Regions from separate parts of the Mus musculus genome. Here all the other regions are linked to region 2. The links are chromatin loops, found by intact Hi-C in ENCODE. Cell type or tissue: left cerebral cortex. All regions are shown on one strand. Region 1 holds the start of Traf5 (TNF receptor-associated factor 5). Region 2 holds the start of Rd3 (retinal degeneration 3). Region 3 overlaps Traf5 (TNF receptor-associated factor 5).

The links. Peaks named below come from ENCODE experiments on the same cell type or tissue, not always from the same donor. Only the 100,000 strongest peaks of a DNase experiment are listed, where the experiment ranks them.
Region 1: it touches region 2 in a loop (2.9-fold over the local background); 24 of 42 quality-filtered maps call a loop at or near these places.
Region 3: it touches region 2 in a loop (3-fold over the local background); 2 of 42 quality-filtered maps call a loop at or near these places.

The regions. Positions count from the first base shown.
Region 1 is chr1:192,086,816-192,094,815 of GRCm38, forward strand. It overlaps Traf5 (TNF receptor-associated factor 5), which reads right to left and starts at 5,784. Exons shown (of 14, transcript NM_011633.2): 1 at 5,441-5,784. In left cerebral cortex, CTCF peaks have their summits at 6,286 (motif pointing left) and 7,833 (motif pointing left); DNase peaks (open chromatin) are centred at 3,831, 4,163, 4,604, 4,891 and 3 more places; H3K4me3 peaks cover 2,227 bases; H3K27ac peaks cover 1,060 bases.
Region 2 is chr1:191,970,710-191,978,709 of GRCm38, forward strand. Rd3 (retinal degeneration 3) reads left to right here and starts at 6,661. Exons shown (of 3, transcript NM_023727.4): 1 at 6,661-7,000. In left cerebral cortex, no CTCF peak of the experiment used is centred here; DNase peaks (open chromatin) are centred at 4,121 and 6,711.
Region 3 is chr1:192,073,712-192,081,711 of GRCm38, forward strand. The region is part of intron 1 of Traf5 (TNF receptor-associated factor 5); the gene reads right to left. It also overlaps the pseudogene Gstp-ps. Among named protein-coding and RNA genes, the nearest start is that of Traf5, 15 kb to the right of the region's middle. In left cerebral cortex, no CTCF peak of the experiment used is centred here; DNase peaks (open chromatin) are centred at 3,724 and 4,918.

The DNA of each region.
Region 1 (8,000 bases), 120 kb after region 2:
CTACTCCCTCTAGCCTCCCTGGGAAACTACTTCCTACTGCACAGAAAAACAAAGAAGTCATCAGACCAGAACAGCCTCTATTTCCTGCCACCACACCTGTGCGGCTCCCTACATGGGGCCCCTGATCTGCCCTTGCCCTCTTATGGTAGCTACAGAGGTAAACTCTGATTTCAGCCAAACTCCCCAGCTGGTAAATGCCTGCCCTGAACTCGCACCGTCTATGGTGGCTTCTCACTCTTGCTCACCTGCTTGACCTTTAACCTCTCCACACTGGCCAGCTCCATCCTTCAGCTTAAGGTTCTCACAGAACTGTGGAGAGCCAAAGCTGTGGTTCTCTCAGATGTCCCTGGAATCCCTGTGTCTCATCCCTACTAGCCCACATAACCTCAGCTTCCCTAGAAAGCCTCTTAACACGCTCTCCAACTTCTCTTGTCAAGGCCACTTGTGACTGAAGTGCCACTGGTCATTCTGGTCTTCCCCTAGTCTATCCTTGTAGCACATGTGACACAGTTAACCCCCGACTGCTCGGATTTAACAGCAGTTACTTTCAAATACTGTATAGCTTCCTTGAAAGCACCCTGAGCTGGCGTGGAAGACAGTGTACAATGATGTGAGACCCATCTTCTCCTTTGAACCTGGATGACCTCCCTGAGAGACCCATCTGTACCACTGCAGACCTCAAACACTCAAAACAAACAAACAAACAAACAAACAAACAAACAAACAAAACCCAAAAACGTTCAAAGCATCCAAAATGAAGCAGACATCTCTGCCCTGGCTGTTCCCTCCAGAGTTACCTCTAGGTGAAAATCCATTTTCTTCCCTGGCTACAAAGCCGTCTCAACACCCATGTCTGCCCATATCGCTTAAACCCCACCTGATTTTGTAGTTACATCATTTTGTTCTGTTTCTTTTAAAAACATATTTATTTTTATGTGTGCGTGTTTTTCCTGCATGTATGGATGTATACCATGTGCACACAGTGTCAGCAGGGCCCAGAAAAGGGCATTTGATCCTTTGGAACCAGAATGATAGACCATTATGAGCTGTCATGTGGTCTCCCAAAGAGTAGCCAGTACTCTTACCCCCAAAGCTGGCTACCCAGCCCTGCTCTGTTCTGTTGTCTTTGATTTATGCTGACTTGGGAGATACGGCAAGCTTTCCTCGGCTGTACCCAAGGTGAGTTCCTAGCTTCTCTCTCAGGAGGCCCTTTGCAATGTCTGCTTGTTGACCCCACTCACTCTCCCCTCTCCTCCAGCGCTAAGCCACCCATCTGAATAAGGAAAAAGGAGACTTTCCTGGTGACTTGAAACCTCTGGTTTACTTCTCCATTCTGCTTAATTTCCCTCTGCTCCCCACTGTGCTGGCCTTCTACCAAATGCTATTTGTTCTCAACGCTTCAGTCTGAGTCTCCCCAAGGACCCAGAGTCCTGGCCCCAAGTCTTGAGTCTTTGAAGTTGCCTGGGACTCACTCTAGCTAACGCCCAGTGTTACTGTCCCAACCCACTCACCCCTGTCCCTGAGGTCTCTGGCCTAGACAGAGAAGCAACGGCATAGGATGACATGGTTTCTGGTCTACCCTGGCACATGGAAGCTCATCTGCCAGTCTGTGTCTGTTTTTACTTAAACCTGAATGCCTTTAGGTCAGGAATGCATTCCTCAAGGCCCCAGAGGTCTCCCAGCTCTAGCCTTGTTAAACACACAGTCTCCCTGAGTTCTCAGGTACGGGCTTGGTGCGGATATTGGCTCATCTTACCTGTCTAGCCACCCCAGGCGGGAGATAGCACCACCTCTTTGAGCCAGTCAGGACCACAGATGCTCATGAGAATTAGGCAACTTGCCTTAATCACATATCACACCCAGAAAGTCAAAACTCCATATGTGATTGCTTCTTATGCTAGGGTACCAAGTGCCCTCAATACCAGCACTTAGCGGGTTGAAGCAGGAAGGTTACCGTTAAGTTATGGGCCAGCCTGGGCTACATTGTGAGTTCAAGGGCAGCCCGAACTATGTAGTGAGATTTTTGTCTCAAAAATAAAAGAATGAAATCCAGATTTGAATCCAAGCTCATCAGGTCACGCAGCCCACATTCTTACACTCTGACACAGTGAAAGAAATGGGTGTTAACCAGGCTAAGTCTTAAGAAGACCCTCTGCAGCAGTGTGGAAAGAAAAAAACCAAGACAGTCAAACCTGGACCTGAAGAGAGTAAATGAGTGCTTCAGGCTGTCCAGGAAAGAGACTCCGAGCCTAGTTAGGAGCTGACAAGAACAGGGAGACAGCAGTGGACTTTGCAATAGCTGGGAGAACTGGGAGGCTGGAGTGGCTGATGTGAGTGACAAGGGTGTCCTGGGAGCTCTTGAGATACCACAGCCAATCAAGGTGGCTAATATTACAGAAGCCAAGTGTCTTTCCTTTAGAATGTAGTTTAAGCCTTAGAGTGAAAGAACTCCAGGACAGGAGTCTAGGGTCAAAACTGGCGTCCAGACGCAGCCACATTGGCACCTCCAAGGCAGGAGGAGGATGGGAGGAATTAGGCCACACTGGGGAACGCCAGTGGGGACAGGACAGGGTCCAAGGAGGTGGCTGATGGACAGGCTAGAGGACAGCTGCATGGCGCCTGCTGGCTGGCGACAGAGGATTGTCAGACCTCAGGAGCCCTGTTAAGCCTCAGAGCAGCACAGCAGGTGCAGGGAACCCAGTGAGGCAGAAGCCCAAAGTGCAGAAATCTCTTTCCAGAGGCTTCTAGGGAACCTGGGAGAAACTCTGGGAAACACAGGGCTTCCCAGGTCAGGGTTAGGGTTAGGTCAATGGCAGAGTGCAGACAGCTGAGACCAAGGAGCAGGGGAGGAGCAGGGGGAGCACCTCAGGAAGAAGACACACAGTAGGTTGTTCATGGGGGTGGAGGTTTCTGACTGGGTTGGGAGGAGTGCAGCTTGGCCTTAAGGGAAGAAAAGGCTGTGGGGAGATTCCAGAGGTGTTTTGGATTGCTGAGGAGAGACACTGACTTGGACCAGGCTGCTGAAATGAGAGTTGCTCTCTGGGCTGTCCCTGACGTGGAGGACCAACCTGCACATCTGGGTACAGGGCACAGCAGCACACGTGCACACTGCATTTGCTAGAGCATCACAGCCAGCTGCCTGCAGATACTAATATGCAAAATATGCTGGGGACTAGAGTTTCTGTCAGGACTAACGAGTATTTTCACTTTTATTTCGAGGTCTGCTACTATTCCACTTCCTCATAAGACAGGGCTTGCCAGAGACCACACATAGGAATTCCTTAAGTACTTTTATCTCAGCAAAGCAATACACCAATGCTGGCCCAATCCTTGGGTGGTGGCAGCAGGTGCCCAGCCCTTGGCATTTTGTTTCTGTCTTATAGAGTGATTCACCTTTCCCTGTCTCTCATGCTGGTAGATATTACACCTGTCACCCCTCCCATTCTGACCAGTCTCTTCAGGAGCACTAGCTCCTGCCCAGAAGAACCCTGGAAGAGCTGCAACCCAGGTGGAGAAAGCACTTAGAGACTGCATCTGTTCCGGTGTCCTCTTCTTCTGGTTTGTTAAGTCTTTAAAACTTCGGCCAGGGGCCAACTCCTCACTGGTTCTCACATCTGTCCAGAGAGTCTTGGCTTCCTCTACTCAACATATACTGGAAAGAACATAGGAGTTGCCTCAGAAGGCTCAGGCTTGGCTGCTGCCCATTCCCTGCTATGAGGTTTTCTGAGTTCTAGCTTGAAATCATGTGGGACCTCTCCCTTCTCTCTGGGAAAGAGAAGCTAGTGTAATGTGATAGGTTATTTATAACCTGCATCTTAATCTGATTCCTGGGATCTAATCAACTCTTACTAACACCCGCCCTCAGTAACTGGGAGGCACACCCCAAATAAACGGAGTGCAGTTCAGCCAACATCTTTTTAGGCTAACCAATGCCAGATTCCAGGCTACCACAAAATCAGACACAGATCCTTCCCCAGTCACTTGGCTGGCTGCGTGGACAGTGTGGCATTGGTTCATACAACGTCAGGGGCAGTTTCCAGCAGAACTTTACCCACATTGCTGGAACAGATGCTCCAGGCACTTAGGGGAATCTGGGTCCTTTTGCTGACCCCTCAGACTAAAGGGGAGGTAGGCAGTTGTGGCTCTCTGAGGAACCAAGCTGACAGTCCTGAAGCAGAAACCTCAGAGTCCCCCGCCTGGCCCAGCAGCAGAGCTCAGGACTGAGTTGACACTAGGTGCTTCCCCTCGACATCTGGGGGATGTGCAAAGCTACCCTGACTCACAAGGGTGTCGTGGGGGACAAAATGAGAGCACATGACATTGAGTGAGGAGCAAATGGACCATAAGGGGCAGCTTCACGTTTAGTGGCTCTTTTTTCTTCAAGGCCCCCCTCAGGAAAGTGGGGATTGTAACTACATAAGGCTGTTTCTCCCCCTAGTCTAACAGGACTGACTCAGAGGCTTTGGCTCCCCAACTTTGCAAGTCACCCTGAGATACCCCAAAAAGGAAAGCTCTTACTCCCAGTGGCTGGGCCCCTATGTCATCCACCCACATCCAGTGGGTTCTCCACTGACGTCGGCCATCCTTGTCCCACACCACCGGCCTTAGCCAGGGACCCTGAGAACGTCACCCTTCTCTGTTGTGGCCCCTTTCCACAGCTAGCCCTACAAGAGACCAGGGAGACTACAGTCCAGAGTCTGGAGACAACCCATTTCCTGAACTCACTACCTTTCCCACCTTCATCTCCCATCCATCTTTCCATCTGTAATTTCTGCCTTTTCTGTTTAAATCAGTTGTCCAAGGTGTCAGGTTTTTATCCAGACTCTCAGTTATGTTAGGATCTCTGGATTGGGGAGGACTCGTTAACCCAGACGTTTGCTGTCTAAAATTATCTCTCACACACCCAGGAAGTTCTATTCTCAGAAATGCTTTAACCAATTTCTTTGCATTTTAAGTATTCCCTAAGACTTTTAAAAAATGTGTATATTCCTGGAAAAGGGAACCGTCCTCTTTGGCCCTAATCTAGTTTTCACACAGCACCTATGCCCGATGTTTATTGCAACAAGCTGGATGCCTTTTTTCACAGGCCATGGAGAGGATTGGGGAGAAGGGAGTCTCTCCTCATTTTACAGACCTTAGCCCACAACTGGACTCCGACGAGCCCCGCGCCTGCCGCAGCGAGATAAACAGAGTTCTCACGAAAGTAAAATAGCCAAATATGGAAAGTCAGCAGACAGAGTGGAGAGGCTGAGGAAGAAAGAAGCCAACCAGAATGGCCCAGAGGGATCCGCAACAAAAGTCCTCAGAACTGTCCTCAGAACTGTAACACCTCACAGTTGGGTGGCAAGGGGGTCAAGCAGTGGTGTGAGGACTGTCTCCGTCCAACCTGCGGTGGGTGCTCACCTCTAGGCGCCCGGGTCTGCTGAAATCTGGAACTCACCTTCTGCAGAGTCGGGTTCTGTTTCCAATCGAGCACGCGCTATAGCACCGGCGCAGGCTCGAGACCCTGGCATTAAGCTCACGTTAACGGGCTGTGCTCACAAGTCTTGCAAAAGTGCCCTCGGCCGGGCGCGGGTGTCCCGCGTCGCCTCAGTTCGCCCGCTACCACACACGCCTCCGGCTCACCACCCTGAGTTGCTTTCGGTTTCTGAGGAGCCGGGACGGTTAGCTCACCCGGACTTCGCCACTTGCGGGGCTCGCGGAGCTCCGCTGGCGCCCTACGGCGGCGGGCACTAGGCTGCTTCGCCTCAGCAGCGGGTTAGGCCAGCTCCAGCGGCGGGCTCCGGGAGGGGCGGGGCTGACGATGGGGGTGTGGTCAGGGTGCCCAAGAGGCAGGGCTGAAGGTGGAGGCGTGGTTATGTCTCCCGAGAGGCAGGGCCGAGGATGGGGGCGTGGTCATGGCGCCCAAGCGGCGGGGCGTGAGGCTTCTGACAGCGGCCAGAAACTCACCTGAGCTGGGCGAAGTATCCCTCTAGATGCTGGGAATCACCCAGACCCTAGAAGCCTAGGCTTCTCTTTCTAGAAACATTAGTATCTTGTGCGCCTTTGAATTGTATATATTTTGCTCTTCAATCAGCCTCCCTCCGACCCCCCAAACCTATTTATTCTTTGAGTAGACACGTTTGCTCAAGATCAGAGATCTGGCTCAAATCACTTCTTCCCTGAACTTGCTGCAGTCCAGTACAAATCTGCCAGTCCTCGTTCTGCTGTTAGCGTAACGTTGACAGTCTCTCTGATGTTCTGTTGTCAAAAGCGTCCCAGTTAGTTCTCCTGGTCTTCAGAGCCACCTGGTGGAGGGTGCCTGAACTATGAGCGTTCTATCTGCGGTCTAGAGAGAACTGAGTGGACCTACCCAAGGCTAGAGCTTGAATTCTTGCCTCCCAAATCCTAGCACAGAGTTGTTACAGTGTATTCGCTCTACAGGTCCACAGTAATTGCAGCCTGTATGAACGAAGTGAACTAGCATCTCAAATCTAACCTCTTCCAAGTCAGACAAACGCGGGAAATACTTAGCTGTCTTGAGCATCAAATGTTCATCACGGAGAGAAGAGAGTACTAGGGCCCTTGCAGTGGACACAGGTATGCATTGGAGCTGGGCAACAGCTGGGAGCGGATGTGGGATCTGGTGGAATAGTCAACAGGATCCCAACACCCAGGTGCAACTCTTTGGTTATCGAGATTAAACCCTCCCGTGGGCATGCTTTGGCCCTCTGGACCAGATTACTCTTGTGAGAACTGAAAGAGACTGAGCCTAAGTCCTCTCCTTCCCTAACCCTCCCAACAATACATCTATTTACCTTACTTTCCACCTTCTTTCACATGACTGCAAGGTGACAGGACCCTATGGATTTAGACACCATAGGAAACAGGCAATATAGACTGGAAAGACCATGTCTGAAATGACTAATGTAGCTATGGTTCTGAAAGAAGCAATCTGTTCTAAATATGAGACCCAAGGTCTTGGTATGATGAAGTCCAAAACTGGGATAGGATAAGTTCTTATTGTGTTCCAAATGGTGGCCACCGGACTCACAGACAGAAGTCTAAATGAGAATAGATAGGACTTTTTTGGTGGGATTGGAGAAGTGTGGTCTCGTACATTTAAATTTTTTTAATTATTTTTTATTTTGCTTGCTTGCATGTCTGTGTACCACGTGTATTCCTGGTGTTTGTGGAGACCAGAAGAGAGACCTGGAGTCACAGACAGTTATTAAGCTTCACATAAATGTTGGGAGTTGAACTCAAGTCCTCTGGAAGAGTAGCCAGTGCTCTTAGTGTTAATATCAGAGTAGTCAGAAGTGAAGGATATGTTCCCAGCTTGTGGTGTTGATCCCAGAGTCAGTCTCTTGTAGCCTAGGCTGGTTCACATTTGCTATGCAGCTGAGGCTCATTCAAACTACTAGCCTTCTTCCCCCATCTCCTGAACACTGTGATTACAGGCGTACACCGTCACATCCAATTTTCTACGTAATCATGTTTTATTTTTCTCATGTACCTTCAAGAAAGTTTATGTTTTGTTTTGCTTTGTTTTGAGACAAGAGAAGATGTCTCTGCAGGTGTCAAATCAGGCATGAAGACAGGGCCAGATTTGAGCATTATTTCAATATTTTGAAAGTATTCATTATTTCCATATACTATTTAATAGTAAACTGATTTACTAGTCCTTAAACTAGAGTCACTTATAAAGAGAAGGATGGCATGATACACAAACTCTTTCTTCAGAAGGAAAGGGCAAATATATGATTCTTCAGGACACTCTACCTACCACCAGTGGTTTAACTGGTTGGTGTGACTGGGCAGTCTGATGAAGAGGGAAGGCTGCCACCTGTTGGTCGAATGCATTATTTCCCTCAGTTTATACAACAAGACTGATGAAGTCATGTGTTAGTTGAGGACAAAAAGCATAATTCCAGGGCAGGTAGGCAGAAGCTGGACAGGGCAAAGGCTGTCCCAGGGCCTGCAGACGCCATTAAGATGAACAAATGTGCTGTGGTGATGGG
Region 2 (8,000 bases):
AATATGTGAATAAACACCAGTAAGCACATACTAAATATTAACAGGGCAGCCCTTTCCCAGAACTTTCTCAGGACAGACCAACTTAAGCATAACTACCTGGACATACTATAGATTCTATCTGGGAAAGCACAAAAGCAAGGCAGAAGGCCGTATCCAGATTCAGGGTACATAGACCAGGTTCTATAGCTACAACCTGACATCCAACAAGAAGAAATGTGTCTTATAAATTGAATGTAAATGTTTCATGCATGAAGTATGAAATCACATCCAAGAACAATCCGGGGAACACAGTGCACCTGAGGTAGAAGGCCCTCTGCCTTGTATCCTGGAGCCTCTCACACTTCCCAAGGCATTGTTTGTCATGAGGCATTCTTATGACCATGCTCCAACTGTAGCCTCAGTGGCGGGTCTGTAGAGCCCTTAGAGCATCTGTGCCTTGTTGCTCTGGTGTCAACTGCAGGAGATCATCTGACAGGATTAATGGAGGACTTTGACAAATCAAAAGAAGGAAGCTCAGTTGTAGAACTCTATAGCTGTCCCCAGGGCCAACTTCGGCACCAGGCTCCTTGCTTTGAATCACATTTTAGATTACCACTTGTGTTTGAGAAAATATTCAATTTCAATCAGGTGTCTTTTTTTTTTTTTTGTGCCCCACCTTTGATCATCCAGTTCCTGGATAAAAGACACACAACTTTTATTATTATAATAAGCCTTAAGCAGCACTAGAGCTGGGCAGATATCTACCCTCTAAGCTATTATAATCTATTTCCCCATCAATAACCCTGAGTTATAATTTACCATGTTCCATTGGGACAGCTCCTACTCCAATTGGCTAGCCTTCATGGCTATGTTTTTATGATTCACCTCCCTCATGGCAGCTTCCTCCCCTCTCCACCTTCTTCTCTCTGCTGTGCTCCTCTTCAGACCCCAAACCCAGGAACCCCAAACCCTGCCTATGTCTCTTCTGCTAGCTATTGGCTGTTGGCATTTAATTTAACCAACAGTTTTAAATTAAGGAGCAAGGTCACGTTGTACTTGGGGATTCTCTCATTCCTATGGGCAACCAGGCCTTGCGGGCAGCGTATTTAGCATTAAAATACATAGTAAAAGACCAAACTTCAACACACTTGTTACATGTGAGCTGCCAGTTGTTTAACTAATAGCTATGTTTTCACACGTGTAAAACGGAGGTGGCAGTTACACCCATACCATAGGTTGGTACAGACTTAGCATTTAATGATCATTTGCCAGACCATCATTTTAAGTTTTTTTTTTAAAGATTTATTTATTTATTATTATATGTAAGTACACTGTAGCTGTCTTCAGACACACCAGAAGAGGGAGTCAGATCTTGTTACGGATGGTTGTGAGCCACCATGTGGTTGCTGGGATTTGAACTCTGGACCTTCGGAAGAGCAGTCGGGTGCTCTTACCCACTGAGCCATCTCACCAGCCCCATTTTAAGTTTTTGTATGAGCATGAACTTCATAAATCAAATACAAACTAAACTCCCATGAGGCAGACTTTGCAGGCATCCGTGGAAGGATTCGTACTTAATGTGGGGGTTGGTCTAGTGACTCAGTGTGTACTCTTAGAGAAATGTAGCCCTGTGGTCAATGTCATTAGAGACCCTAGGCCAGAGATCTCAACCTGTAAGTCATGATCCCTATGGAGGTTACATATCAGATATCCTGCATATCAGAGACTTATATTACTATTCATAACAGTAGCAGAATTACAGTTATGAAATTGCAACAAAAATAATTTTATGGACGGGGTCACCACTGCATGAGTATTAAAGGGGCCACATCATTAGGAAGGTTGAGAACCACTGTTCTAGAAGGTAGAGGCTACGTGAGTCACAAGCACAGAGGACTCCTTAGCTCTTCAGAGGGGTGTATCTGCTCAGAAAGAAACTTAGACAGGAGGAGGAGTCCGCGAGGGAGGGGACAGGGCCGGGAAAGTCCACCAAAGGCTGAGGGAAAAAGTTGATCCTCAGTTAACTTTCACCAGCAGAAGCCAGGGAACAAGGCAGCTGATTCCTGTTGCCATGTTTACCAGCCTGGGGGGACTCTGGGGACTGGGGTGTCCAGGAGGAGCATAGCCAATCAAGAGTTGACGCCTCAGCACTGGGCACCTGGGACACGCCTTCCTGGCGCCAGCTAAACACAAATAGATGAGGAGCTCTGATCAACAGGGAATTCTGAGCCTGTCCTTGCCAGCCTGCTGCCAGCCTCAGACAAGGGAGCTGTAGGCAGAGCCTGGGTTTCCCACATACAAACCAGGATTTCAGGGGAGCTGTAGAGGTGGGGCCAAAGAAACATTGGACCCTGGGACCTCCTCAGAGTCCCCTTCTGGTTGAGTCTGTGGGCATCAAGGTTTAGGGCCAGGATCAATGAGGGTAATAGAAAGAGAGTTTGTGCCAATGATAGTTCTGTTTCTCAAAAGATACAGAAAGGGTTCCTACCATAGGCCTAGTCTCCATAGAGTTATCAGACTTGAGGACCACAACCTGAGACCCAGGTCAGGTCCAGCCACTTGTCCTCAAGAAGCCAAAAGGGAGATTTATTTAATGTGGCCACATTGGGAAGAGGGACAAAGGGATCCAAGGCAGTCTCCAGGGTTCTGCAGACCAAGGTTTAAATAGAGGACAAGGATATCACATCTAAGCAATGCCAGCCAAGGTGTGCCCCACCCCGTCCACCGAACCCATCATTGTCTGAGCCTCCGTCTCATCCTGAAAGGTATATCGACAAGCTGTTAGAGCCGTGTGGAATCTCTTCCCAACAGATCATATGGCTGTGGCCTTTTTTTCCCCTCCCAACATGAGAGTCCTGGGAGAAATGACCACATTTTGTTGGGTCCATTCTTTCAAGAGTTGGACAGTTAGGTTGAGATATACAAGAGTCCCTTTAGAGCCTCTTTGCAGGGTCACCCAGCAAAGTGCTGTCCAGTCCAGGACAGTCTCCACCCCGCATCTTCATTCACGAGACCCCTGTCTCTGTACTAAGATCCTAGAGGAAGAGAAACCTCAGCAATATCTCCAAGACACTGGAGATTGAACATGGGACCTTGAACTCCGAAGGAAAGCCACCAGAAGGCAGGAAACAGAGTTCCAAAAATTTGTCCTTGACAGCCTGGGCCTATGTGGATCTACCCACACTCCTCACACTTTAAGAATTGCTGAATGTTCTGCAAATCATATGCACATGTATGTAAATCGTATGCAAATGCGGAGTTGTGAAGATGTGTGGTCTGTGTGGAAGAATTAGGGGTTTGCATTTCCCCTATTAATCCTGCTTTGGTGACATCATAAGGGAGGGAGGGAGGGCAAGGTCCTTTTTTTTGGTTTTGCACACATTTTTTCTTGTCCAAACTTTCTTTTTTGGCCCATTTATAGAGACCAAACAATTTGTCACCATGTGCTTTCTAAGAGGTGTTTCCCAAGGAAAGAACAAGCTTGACATGAACTACGTCAGTGGTTCTCGACCTTCAGAATGCTGTGGCCCTTTAGTGCAGCTCCTCATGTTGTGGTGACCCCAACCAGAAAATTATTTTCATTGCTACTTACTGTAATTTTGCTACTATAATGAATCATAATATAAATACTTACTGGAGATAAAGATTTGCCAAAGGGCTTGTGACCCAGCTACATCCGAAAGGAAGTAAGCTGCTCTATTCCTTCAGAGTGCAAGCATTCCTTAGCCTGGGACAACACTGAGTGAGCTCCTGGTCCTCAGGCAAAAGTGCAACACAGGTCAGGTTAGGTGTCAGCGTCTCTCGGTGTCTGAGGCAGAGGGGCCAGGTTGTGGCTCCCACCCCAGCCCCGCTAGACCTGACTTGAGTCCCACTCCTGGGCTGCCAGGCAGTCCACCACAGGATGCCATTGCTTTCTCCAAGGCAAAGCTAGAGGCGTGCTTTGCTGTAATTACCTTTTGGCTGCAGAGTTGGGGATGTTGCTACATCTGAGATTTTGAAGCAGCCCCTCCATTGCTGGACAGATTGCTTCTGATTTGCATCATATTACAGCTCCAAACTTCATTTTGTGAATTCTATTTCCAGCCCCACTGGAGCCTAGCACCAAACTCAGCCCCTCTGCTTTTCCTGTGGTTGCTCAGCCTGCTCCTCTTTCTTCTGCGTGCCATGGAGCGTGCCGTGGGTGAGATGAGGGGTGGCACGGTGGTTTACCTCCTGGGAGACAGCCAAGTGCACTGGGTTAAAACAAAACCAGCTCTGGGGCCTCTGCTGCTACATCTGCTTCCAGCCGATTTTACAGAGGGCCAGGTCCTAGACTCAGCACACAGTGACATCACACTCTCTACCCTCACACAGTCTCTACCCTCACACACATTCTACCTTCAGCCCCAGGACACAAGTTCAACCCCTCCCTCAGGGTCCTGGCTTCATTCTCATTCGGCCCAGCAAGATCTTCTAGTATTTTGAGGTCTGGGGAAATACCGCTTCCCTCGTGCATGTTCTAACAGGTAAAAAGGATGGGTAGGAAGCTCCTCTAGAGTTCCCAGGTGGCCTCCATCCAGGGCCAGCTTAGGCAATCCGAGGCAAGTGCCATGACAGCTTATAGCAGACTTTCCATGGGTCAGTGCTGGTGCCTTGCCATGCACGGGCCAGGAGCCATTGGGACTCGGAATGTAACACAGTATTCCACACTGCAGACAGGGGCACAGCCTGCAGCTTCCCTCCATTACAGAACAGGGGATGGGGGGGCACAGCCTGCTCCCCCTCCCTCAGAGAACAGGGGATATGTCTGTTCTCTCTCTGGAACTGACTGTCATGATTGTGCCCAGAGGTTTGGAGGATTTGCTGAGGCCACAGAGGTGCAGTGGGCATGAGTGGTTTAGAACAGAGGGTATCGTCCTGACTTTGAACTTGCTCGCTGTGCTGTGTGAGGAAGTTCCCAGTCCCGTCTGATGCCGGGACTCCAGCAGGTATGGGGATAAAAGACCCTTGCAGCTCTGTGCTTGCAGATTCTCAGCACTGCAGCCTGGGGACAAGAGAATATGAAGTGTTGAGAGAAGGCGGGGCCCCTAGGTGGACCTCCTCTTCAAGGTATCCCTGGATCTCTGCAGGTGCCTGCCCACCAAGCTGGAAGCCCTGGCCGGTATAGGAGGTGGCCTGCTTTCTCTGCCTTCATCTTCGACCAGGCCCCAGAGTTTACACATAGAGCTCCAGTTAAGGGGGTTCAGAAGGAGCTGGGTGGGCGCACACTCAGTGTTTCTGTGGTGAGAGTTCCTGCTGCTCTCCAGTCTGTGAAAGGTTCCCAGAAAGAACAGTCCCAGCCGTGCTCCTGACCCAAGGTGACACTCAGCTAACCCACGGGAAGGGTGCTATCAGCTGGCCATGGGATGGTTGAATGAGCTTGACACAGGTACTGGCACTATTAGGAAGTATGGCCCTATTGGAGTAGGTGTGTCACTGTAGGTGTGTGCTTTAAGACCCTCATCCTAGCTGCCTGGAAGTCAGCTTCTGCTAGCAGCCTTCAGATGAAGATGTAGAACTCTCAGCTCCTCCTGCACCATGCCTGCCTGGATGCTACCATGTTCTTGTCTTTATGATAATGGACTGAATCTCTGAACCTGTAAGCCAGCCCCAATTAAATGTTGTCCTTATAAGAGTTGCCTTGGTCATGGTGTCTGTTCATAGCAGTACAACCCTAACTAAGACAGTCACTCTTGTCCTGGCACTTGCCTCAGATTTCTTTGGCCTTAGCTGGTCCTGGATGGAGGACACCTGGGAACTGTAGTAGAGGTTTCTAACCCATCCTTTTACCTGTTAGGACTGTCATGATGTGAATTTGCCAAGAGAAGTGTTTGACCATAAGACCCAGTTCCTGACAGGAGACCCTGCAGCCTCTGCCAGGGGCAGGAAGGCAGAAGAACCTGCACACTGAAAACCTCAAATACGCAAGGGGAGGGCAGTCGCAGCTGAGTAGACTGTCCTGTGCTTTCTGCTTCATTGTTAACATAATTGAATGAGATGTGTCCAAAGCCATTCCCTTCCCTGGTGCTGGTCCAGTGTACAGACCCTGGGATCTGACGGTGCAGGCTGTTACAGTTTGCTGCTCCTTCGCAGGACACCATTCTTTTCTCAGTGCCTCCTCACTTCTGTGAGACACAAATGGGATTACTGTTGGCTTGCAATCAGAATAGCCTATGTGTGGTACCATGTCCAGAGAGCAGAAAGTTAGAGACCTAGTGGTGAGTGCGGCAAGGGGCAGGCACAGCAGGAAGCCTGTGTCAGCTCCTGACATCACTTAGACTTTCCAGGACCCACTTTCTTTCTTCTTCCTGGACCTACCTGAGCCATCAGTGCCTGTGCTTGGTGCAAGGGAAGGAAAGACAGAGAGAGTGACAGGTAAGGGAAGTGATAAAGGTAGAGACAAGTTCATGGGCTCCTGGTGCCCTGAATAATGCCCTCCTGGAGGAAAGACTGTATTTCATTCGGGTACCATTCACCAGGCAGCTAGAAACATCGGCCAATAGCAGGTTCACAAAGAGTCTGATGAGGTTAGTAGCATCAAACCAGATGGTACTGAGAGAGTAAGGGTTCAGTTGCCTTCTGGGAACACCACTCTCTCTGTGTCGGGTCAGCCCTCCCTCACCAGCTAATACTGCTTCAGGCCAAGAGGCTTAGGTGGGTCTCCATGACAACCGATGCTGGCCTGCCTCCAGGTTCTGCAGGGAGCTGTGTCTCAGCTCTGGGGACCTACACATACTCCACAAACACCAGCCCAGCTGGGTCCCTCCTCCAGTTGGTGCCTCCAGTACAACTTCTCAAAGAGGAAGAGCAGAAAGCACAGGAGGCAGCCAGCAGTGGAAGAGGCAGAGGGCGGCCGAGGATGGAGCTCACTCTTCAACTCCTGCCAGTTTGCCGCTCAACTTTCTACTTTCCCTAGAAAAGATCAAGGCTCTCTTCTCCTAGAGTGTGAAGCAGAAAGCAGGACCCCTACAGTGATAGTGGCCCTGAAGGAGGTGGACCTAAGGTAAGAGGGGAATCTCCCCAGAAGTGGCAGCTTCCTGCACTTACAGTAGACAGCTAGCCACACTTGGCTCTGAGCTTGGAAGGCCACCTGGGATCCGGAAAGTAAGCTGGACCCAGGACCCAGGCGGCCATGGGAGGCCCCTCAATCCTCACTGGTCAAAGATGAGCAGACTCGGGCCTGATCCTGAGGGTGCACAACCTGGTTTGTAAACTTAGAGGAAGCCACATCTGTTGTCTACTTTGGGCAGAGCAAGCTTCTGAGAGAAACCAGCCTTAACGTTCCCCCTTGTGCTGTGCAGGGGACACAAGCAGGGGGAGAAAGCAGATCTAGAATCAGAGGGGGCTACCTACCTGAGAAATGCAACTTTAGCACCTCTAAGGTGCAGAGTCAAGGCTAGATGTACAGCAGCGACCTGGAACTGAGCTGTGGTCCCCTCCACAATGGCACAGCCTCTGAGGTCCAATAAGACACTAGGGAGGGAACCTGGGTGGTGGGGGAGGGTTCAGTGGAGATGGTTCTCATTATGACATCGGGATGAAGAGGCACTTCTTGGAGATTGTCCACCATAGTCAGACCTAAGTATCTGTACCTCTGCCTCAATATGAAGAAAACTGACTGAGATTCACCCGTTCACCCACCCATTTACCCGCCTCTCCTCTGCTCACCTATCCACCTACCTATCAACAGATCCCTCTATCCATATATGTATCCATTCATCCATCAACTCACCTACTTATCCACTCCCATCCCCTGATCCATCCACCCATCCTCTGATCCAACCACCCACTCACTGATTCACTCACTCACTAATCCAACCACCCACCCACTCCCTGATCCAACCACCCCTTGATCCAACCAACCCCTGATCCACCCATTCACTGAACCACCCACCCACCCACCACTGATCCACCTATCCACTCATATCCCCACTTGCCCAGGCATTCATTCGCCCATCATTACACATGCTGGGATGATGGAGCTGATGGCCTCTGAGATCCAT
Region 3 (8,000 bases), 100 kb after region 2:
GAGACGGAGGGCCATAGCTGGTTCTTTTTTTTTTTTTTTTTTTTCTGTCTTACAAACTTTATTAGTGCTGGGAAAACGGGGACAAGAAGCTCTTGTCTCTTCAGTCCACTACTGTTTGCCATTGCCATTGATGGGACGGTTCACATGTTCCGGGGAGGACAGAAAGGCCTTGATCTTGGGCCGGGCACTGAGGCGAGCCACATAGGCAGAGAGCAGGGGGAAGTTGTCCAGGCAGCCAGGGGCCAGGACTTGGTGGATCAGCAGCAGGTCCAGCAAGTTGTAATCGGCAAAGGAGATCTGGTCACCCACGATGAAAGCTTTGCCTCCCTGGTTCTGGGACAGCAGGGTCTCAAAAGGCTTCAGATGCCCAGGCAGGGCCTTCACGTAGTCATTCTTACCATTCTCATAGTTTCTGTAGATCATGGTGCCATATTTGCCGCGAAGGTCCTCTACCCCATCATTCACCATATCCACCTGGGCGGCCTCCCTCTGGTTTTTCCCATAAAGCCCCAAAGAGCGGCCAAGGTGTCTCAAGATGGCATTAGATTGGTAAAGGGTGAGGTCTCCATCCTCAAACTTAGGAAGCTGCCCATACAGACAAGTGGGCTTGAGCAAGCCTTGCATCCAGGTATCTATGGTAACCACCTCCTCCTTCCAGCTCTGGCCCTGGTCAGTCAGCAGCATGCGCATGGCCTCACACCGCCCTCGACTTGGGAAGTAGACAATGGTGTACGGCGGCATGGCTGCTGTGCAGAGAGAAGTGGGGATCAAGTGCTGAATAGTCAGAGAGGTGTCTCAGGGATGGAAGCAAAAACCCATAGCTGGTTCTTACTGAATTCACCTGAAGCTGGCAAGTGCCAGCAGTGATTTGCCAGTGAAGCTGCGTAGGCACTAGGGGTCCCTGAGGCGCACTTTTGGAAAACACATTGGTTGGTTTGGCTGCTGGGTCTGTGCCCTCTCAGCTAGGTGGCTGGCTGGGCTAGCAGTTCTTATTGTCTTGCTGCTAGTGAACAGAAATCAGGGGCCGCAGGATTGACTGTCTTTGCTCTCCTCATTTGTATATGTATTCCCTAGACCTAGTCCAAAAGCCCTTGCCTGTGTAAACACCCCTGCCTGAGTCTGCCCAACCATGGCTTCTCCCTCATCGCACATTTAAAATGCAGCATGTATGTACAGTGTTCCTATACAGGAAAGGAAGTGAGTGTGCTCTAAGGTGGGGACACTACTCCTTCCTCCTGAGTTTTCTCAAGCCTCCACCCACTTGGCTCACCCACAGGAAAGCCCAACAGAACTACAATAGGCTGACATCTATTCACCAAACACTCTCTAATTAGCTAGAGGTCTCCAGTCCTTAATGGGGACTATGGAAGCTCCCACCTTCCCCTCAGTGTAATCAGAGCCAGGACCAGCAAAGAAAGGAGTCCAGCTCTTAGCAAAAAGAAAAAAAATCATCACCACAGAGTATGGGAGCCTTTCTGCTACCAACAGTGGCTTATTGTGCCAGCAACAGAATGCACAGATCACTAAGGAATTACTAGTTCAAGCCAGGAAAAAAAAAGGTTAAAAAAAAGAGAAAAGAAAAAAGAAAAGAAAGAAAGGAAAAAGAAAATGGAAAAAAAGAAAAGAAATTGCATTCATCTGCTTTCTAAAAAAATTTCAGTTATTTTAAACTTCATGTTTTTCAATTTCATAAACAAATGTATCTTCTAGAATTCAAGAATTCCAAGGGATGACAATAAATAGCACATTTTGAATACTTTAAAAAAATATTTTAGTTGTATGTGTGTGTGCAGTTATAGGAGGTTGTGGGCTGCCAGATGTGGGAAAAGGGACCTGAGCTGCAGCCCAAGAGCAGTATGCACTCCTTAACCTCTGAGCCATTGCTAGCTCCCAACAATTGAAGTTCTTTAATCACCTCACACTAGGTTTTCTGACTAATTTTTAGGAGCACATAAGTACTCTCAAATGTGGAACCTGTGAACATTTAGCTTTCTGCACAAATGTCACCTGTCAGTCTCAGGTATAATAAAGTGAATAAAGTAACAAAGTAAACAAAGAAACAAAGTAAACAAAGCAACAAAGTAAACAAAGCAACATAGTAACAAAGTAAACAAAGCAACAAATCAAACAAAGTAACAAAGTAGCAAAGTAAGCTGAAGTGGAAACTTCTAGTTTCTTTGGAGAGTTATGTCAAATGGTGTTTTGCTGGGGCACATAGGATGAAAGGATGTCTTGCTAAAGCAAACACAGGAAAGACTGTTTTCCTGAAGCAGACACAGATGAAAGGATGTTTGGATATAGCAGACAAGTGAAAGGACCCTTGATGAAAGAATATAAATATGACTCCACAGACAGTGGGAGATGAGCACTGAGCACTGGTTTAATTTCCTCTGCCTTGCTATTCTTTGCTAAAGACACACATGTATTGGTTCATCTTACATAGTGTTGCTGAGGTCAACTTGTGATAACACTGCCATTGAGAGAAACTCACCCCAAAACTGCTCATGAGGTTCTTGTGGTAGCTTGCTGCTTCAGCAGCCTTGCCTCAGGCCGGTTGGTGAACCTAGCAGTTTCATCAGGATTGAACTACAGCTGCCCGGTGTCTGCTTGCTGAAAGGACTGGACTGTATGTAGCTGCTGGCTTGTGCCTGGTGTCTGCCTGCCTAGAGGACTGGTCTGCAGCTGCTGCATCATATTTGGTGTTTGCTACAGGACTGAACTGTTGCCCAAGAAGATCGAGCTCGCTCCCAAAGAACTATTGCTGAACAGGTCCACTTCCCCCATATCCTAACAAATTTCTCTTCCACTACCTCTTTTGGGTGGTGGGCTAGAAGAGAGATTGAATCCTTATTAAAAGTAGGTTGCAAAAAATGTATGCCTACAGTAAACAAAGTGACAAAGTAAAATGGGTCCTAGCTTCTCTGTCCACCTCACCTCCAGTGTTTCAACAACTTTGGATTGATAAGTATTTAGAAAAGTTGAGAATATTTTTATACATTGGGTTACAGTTCCTAAGACAGAGGCCCAAGTAGGTTCTGAGCTCTGCTTCTTGGGGGAGATTTAGTACCTCAAAAGCAAAACTCAGAGAAGAACAAGCATAGGACCAGCAACTGAAACTGTTTCTGCCCTGCTTCCTACTAGCTAGGGAGACCTGAGTAAGACCCATCTATCTCCTAGATTGGCCAACTGCCCATCCATCCACTGATTCCCATATAGGGACAGTGTGTGCTGCACCCTGTGTCAGATCCTGAGACAGCACAGCCTGTGATAGTCCACTGTCCTCCAGGCCCTACAAGGGTAGGATTCTACAGAAAATGATAAGCTACAATAGCCCAGTGGTAAGTGCTACCAAGAGAGACTTCAATGTAGGACCACTGGAGCCTGGTTGAAACTTCACAAAAGTTGTTGAAATGTCTCTGCTGAGCTCACAAAGCAGTTAAACTGGACTGAAGGTGGCATTTTATGGATGAAAACACAAAGAAATTTCCCAGAGGGCATGGCACAAGTTTGAGATTGGTTAATAATCAACTGTACTCAGTTGTGAAATGAATGGAATGGAGCAGTCACTTGCTGCATGCCCACATCCATCCTAGACTCTTCCTTTGCTGGGGTCTGTACCAGGAGGTGGGTGAGATGAGAACAGGCCCTGGCTCCAGGAAAAGAACAATAAATGGGGGCAGAGACACAGGATGGGAAGGAAACCAAGGGTGTGTGCAGGAGGCTTTCCAGGGCTGGCTGCTTTCCAGACCATCTCAGTGGGATGGGTGAACTATGAGTCAAACCAGCTGACAACCTACATTTCTGGGACCAGAGTAAGTCACATAGTGCTGTTGGTAAAGTGTTTGCTTTGCAAGCATGAAGACATGAGTTCACTTCCCCAGAACCCACATATTAAAGCCAGGCATGGTGGTGTACACTTGTAATCCCAGCACTAGGGAGGTGGAGACAGCAGGAGCCCCGGGCCTCACTGGCCAGCCAGCCTAGACTACTTGGCAAGTTCCAGGTCAGTAAGAGACCCTGTCTCAAAACAGCAAAGTTGATATCATCTGAGGAGAGAAACCTGAGATTGTCCTCTGCTCTTTGCATGAGTGTGCACACATGCACATATACACGACTGCACCAATGAACACACATGTGCACACAAAATTATCAGAGGAACTCATGATTCCTCAGTCATATATTCTTATCTGTTTTCATCGTCCAAGGTCATGTGTCCTTTGTAATATCAAGGTCTGATTTAAAAGCTGTCCAAGGATCTCCCAGCATATGACTGTGAGATACACAGGTAGACATGCATTTTATGTGCAATTCATGTCATGAGAATTTCACTTCATAAAATAAGACATGATGCTAAGAATAGCAGGAAGTTCCAGTAAAGGTATAAATTTGATCAACTAAAACTAATTTAATCTCCTATAGTCATCTGTGACTGTTTTCTAGACCCTAGATCCCCATTAGCAACGAGTGGGTTAGATGTAATCTCACCTAGGCTCGTGGAGAAGCCGGCGCCTTCCCACCAGGTCCTCTGTAGGGCAGTGTTCTAGTCAGGGCTTCTACTGCTATGGTAAAACACTATGACCAAAAGCAACTTGTGAAGGAAAGGGTTCATTTCAGCTCATAGCCCCACATCACTGTCTGTCTCTGAGGGAGTCACTGAGCCTGGCTGAGGCTCTTCCAAAGCTTCTTTCAATGGCAGTGAAGAGCCTTCCTCTGAGATGCAGAAGCAGTTCCCGCAGGCAGGGCTCTGCTCTAACCCCATCCTCAGCTAGAACCAACACAAACTCTCTGTTCTCCACAGAGCTGAACAGGAAGGCCCTGCAAGGCAGGGGTCCCTCCCACAGCAGCCCAGATGAGATGAGACAAGGCCAGCGTTGGGGAGGAAGAATGACGAGCCAGGAGGGTGGGACTTTAGTTCCTCAGAGAAGTGTGATTTCTCTCTGGCTGGCCAGGAAGCCTCTAGTTCCTCATTTCCAACAGCTTACCAGACAGGGTTGCAGGGCAGCTCTAGAGCTACTACCCACACTTGTCCTGAGCCATGCCTGCCTTTGTCCCCTAGTTGGGAGGGATGATTCTGGGGAACACTGTCTTCTCTCAAGTCAGCCACAGCCAACCAGGGATATTTTTAAGTCTCCAGGAAGTCACAACAAAGCTTTCCCCTCAAAGGCCTGCTTGACTCCAGAGCTTTGAGCCTCAACTCTGTGTCCTCACTGTCTACAAACTTCTCCTGGGACAGCCATCTTTTATTACACCCCACCCACAGAGCCAGCAGTACCTGACTGAAAGCACTCAATTGGTGTTTGGTGAATAAGGTCAAGGAGAATAAGGGGAGGGGTAGGGGCCTCACATGACGTCGTGGTGCAAAGGGGCTGCTGGATGCAGGGCAGGACAGGTCCAGCTGAGGGGGACTTTAGAAAAACATGCATGGACCCCAGGTGCTAGAACTATGTGGTAGGAGGCAATGTCTACCTGTGGCTTGCTACCTCACACACCTAGCTTGTTTTAATCCTGACATTCCTGTGGCATACATATTACCATCATTCCCATTTTTCAAAGGAGGAAACTGAGGCTTGGAGGGATCCTACTTCAGGAAGTGGTCAATGCCCCTGAGGAATCAGCAGGAGCCACAGTCACTCCAGGCCCCTGCTTCCTCCCGGCCCACAGGGAGGCAGTGTATGTGGGTGGCACCCCATGGGTTCTGGGGTGGACCAGTCTGGATTCAAATTTTGGTTTTACACTGCATAGTCTTATGAACTCAGGCAAGTTACTTTGTCCCTAGGCCTCTCTGTTTCACACAATAATTAATAGTGACAGTGTAGCAACCTTGTAGGACTTCTGAAGAGAAAATAACACGATGTGCAAAGAGATGGCTGGCCTGCTAACTGCTTTTGTAAATACAGTTTTATCAGAGTGTAGCTGGGTTAATTTGTTTGCAGATGTTACCATGGCAGAGCTGAGCAAGCTAACTTGAGATTGCAGGGCAGCACACATCCTATAACAGTGACTATCTTCTCCCTAAGGGAAAAGCCAACTGACCCATGTATGTCTACATGAAAAGCGTTAGGAGGTGGGGAGGGGCACAGAATGCACTGCAAGGGCTCTGAAGATTATGAAGTATGTGCAACCCCACCCCCACTGGCTATCTCCCCTCATTCTCAGGATAATATGTCTACCTGACATGTCCAGCTGCCAGGTTCAGGAATCAAAAGTGAATAAGAGGGGCTGGAGAGATGATGCAATGCTTAAGAGCATTGGCTGCTCCTGCAGAGGGCTCAGGTTTGAATCCCACTACCCACATGATAGCTCACAACCATCTATAACTTCAGTTCCAAGGGATCTGACACCCTCTTCTGACCTCTATAGGAACTGTACACACACATGGTACTCAGATACACATTTGAAAAAAACACTTATAAATCAATCAATCAATCAATCAGCCAACCAATCAATCTTTAAAAAGGAAAAACCAAAACCAAAACCAAAACCAACTGACATATGAGTGAGCTTTTCATCTGGTACCTGCTGCCACCCCTAAATGAGTCCAAGGACTGCTCTCTGCATCTAGCTCCCTTCAGTTAGCTGTTTCCCTTCAACCCAGAGCTGTGGGGTGTGTGTGTGTGTGTGTGTGTGTGTGTGTGTGTGGTGGGCATGTGTGTATGCGTGTGTTGTGCATGTGTGTGTGTGCAGGTGAGTCCTGTCCTCAGGCCAACCTCAGATTAGTAGCACCCCAGCCACACAGTCCACCATTTTTCCCTCCCTAGCATCAGGTACACCTGTACCCACACGTGTGCAGGCATATACAGTGTGTGTGTGTGTGTCCATGTGTGTGTTTGTGCTTGTGTGACATGTGTGTGGTATTTATGTGTGTATGTTTGTGTGGTATATGTGTGTGTATATATATATATATATATATATATATATATATATATATATATAGTGTGTGTGTGTGCTTGTGTGGTATCGTACAATGTGTGTGCACATATGTATGTGTGGTGTGCATATGTGGACAGGTATGTGTACAGGGGTGTAGTATATGTGTGTATACAGGCATGTGTATATTTGTGTGTGGTACATGTGTGTATATACATATATGTATATGTGTGTGTGCAGGTGTGTGATATATCTGTGTGTAAAAGGGTGTGTGTGTATATGAGCAGGTATTTGTGTGTGGTAAGTGTATGCAGGTACATGTGTGTGTGTGTGCATGTGCAGATATGTGTGTGTTGGTCTCAGGCCAACCTCAGACAAGCAGCACCCTCGGCCACACAGCCCACCATTCTTCCCTCCCCAGCCCCAGGGACACCTGTACCCATATGTGTGCATGCATATACAGTTCAGAGGGTGACCTCGGGGTTCATTCCTCAGGAGCTTTCTCTTTTTTCTAAATTGAGGTCTCTCGTTGGTTTGGAGCTAACTACTTAGGCTAGGCCAGCAGCATGTTACTGACTGAGCCATCTTCCTGCCTGAGTACTCTGCTGTTACCACTGTTTCATTTCTCTATTTTCCCTTCATGGCTAGTTTTCTGACCCATTACCCAATGCATTGCTTAGAATTCAGCTACACCAGATCATCCAACCACTCAGTCCTTCAGTCAGCTCCTGTGTGCCAACCATCCCTTTGCTAAGAATCTATCCCTACAGACATACTGGGAACAAAAAGTATTGCTGAGTCGGCCCCAATTTCCCACTCCTTGGCCCTGCCCAAAGGCTGCCCTCAGCCTAGAAACATCTCCCAGCCAAATGTTCCATACTCCTTCTCATACCTGGAATTCTGGGACATTGTTTATAGAATCACACCTTCCCGTAGGTACCAACAGATCCATCCCTTATCAAATGCCCCAGCACCTTTCTGATCTTCCTTGCCCTTCTGAGCACATCTGTATTCTGCTCCTGAATAAACTGGGGTATGGGGCTGAGTCATCTGGGGTGAGGGGTAGGCACACAATAGCCCTCCTGCTCTTTGCATTGGTGGCCTGTGGCATGTTCCCCTTCAATCCTCCTGGC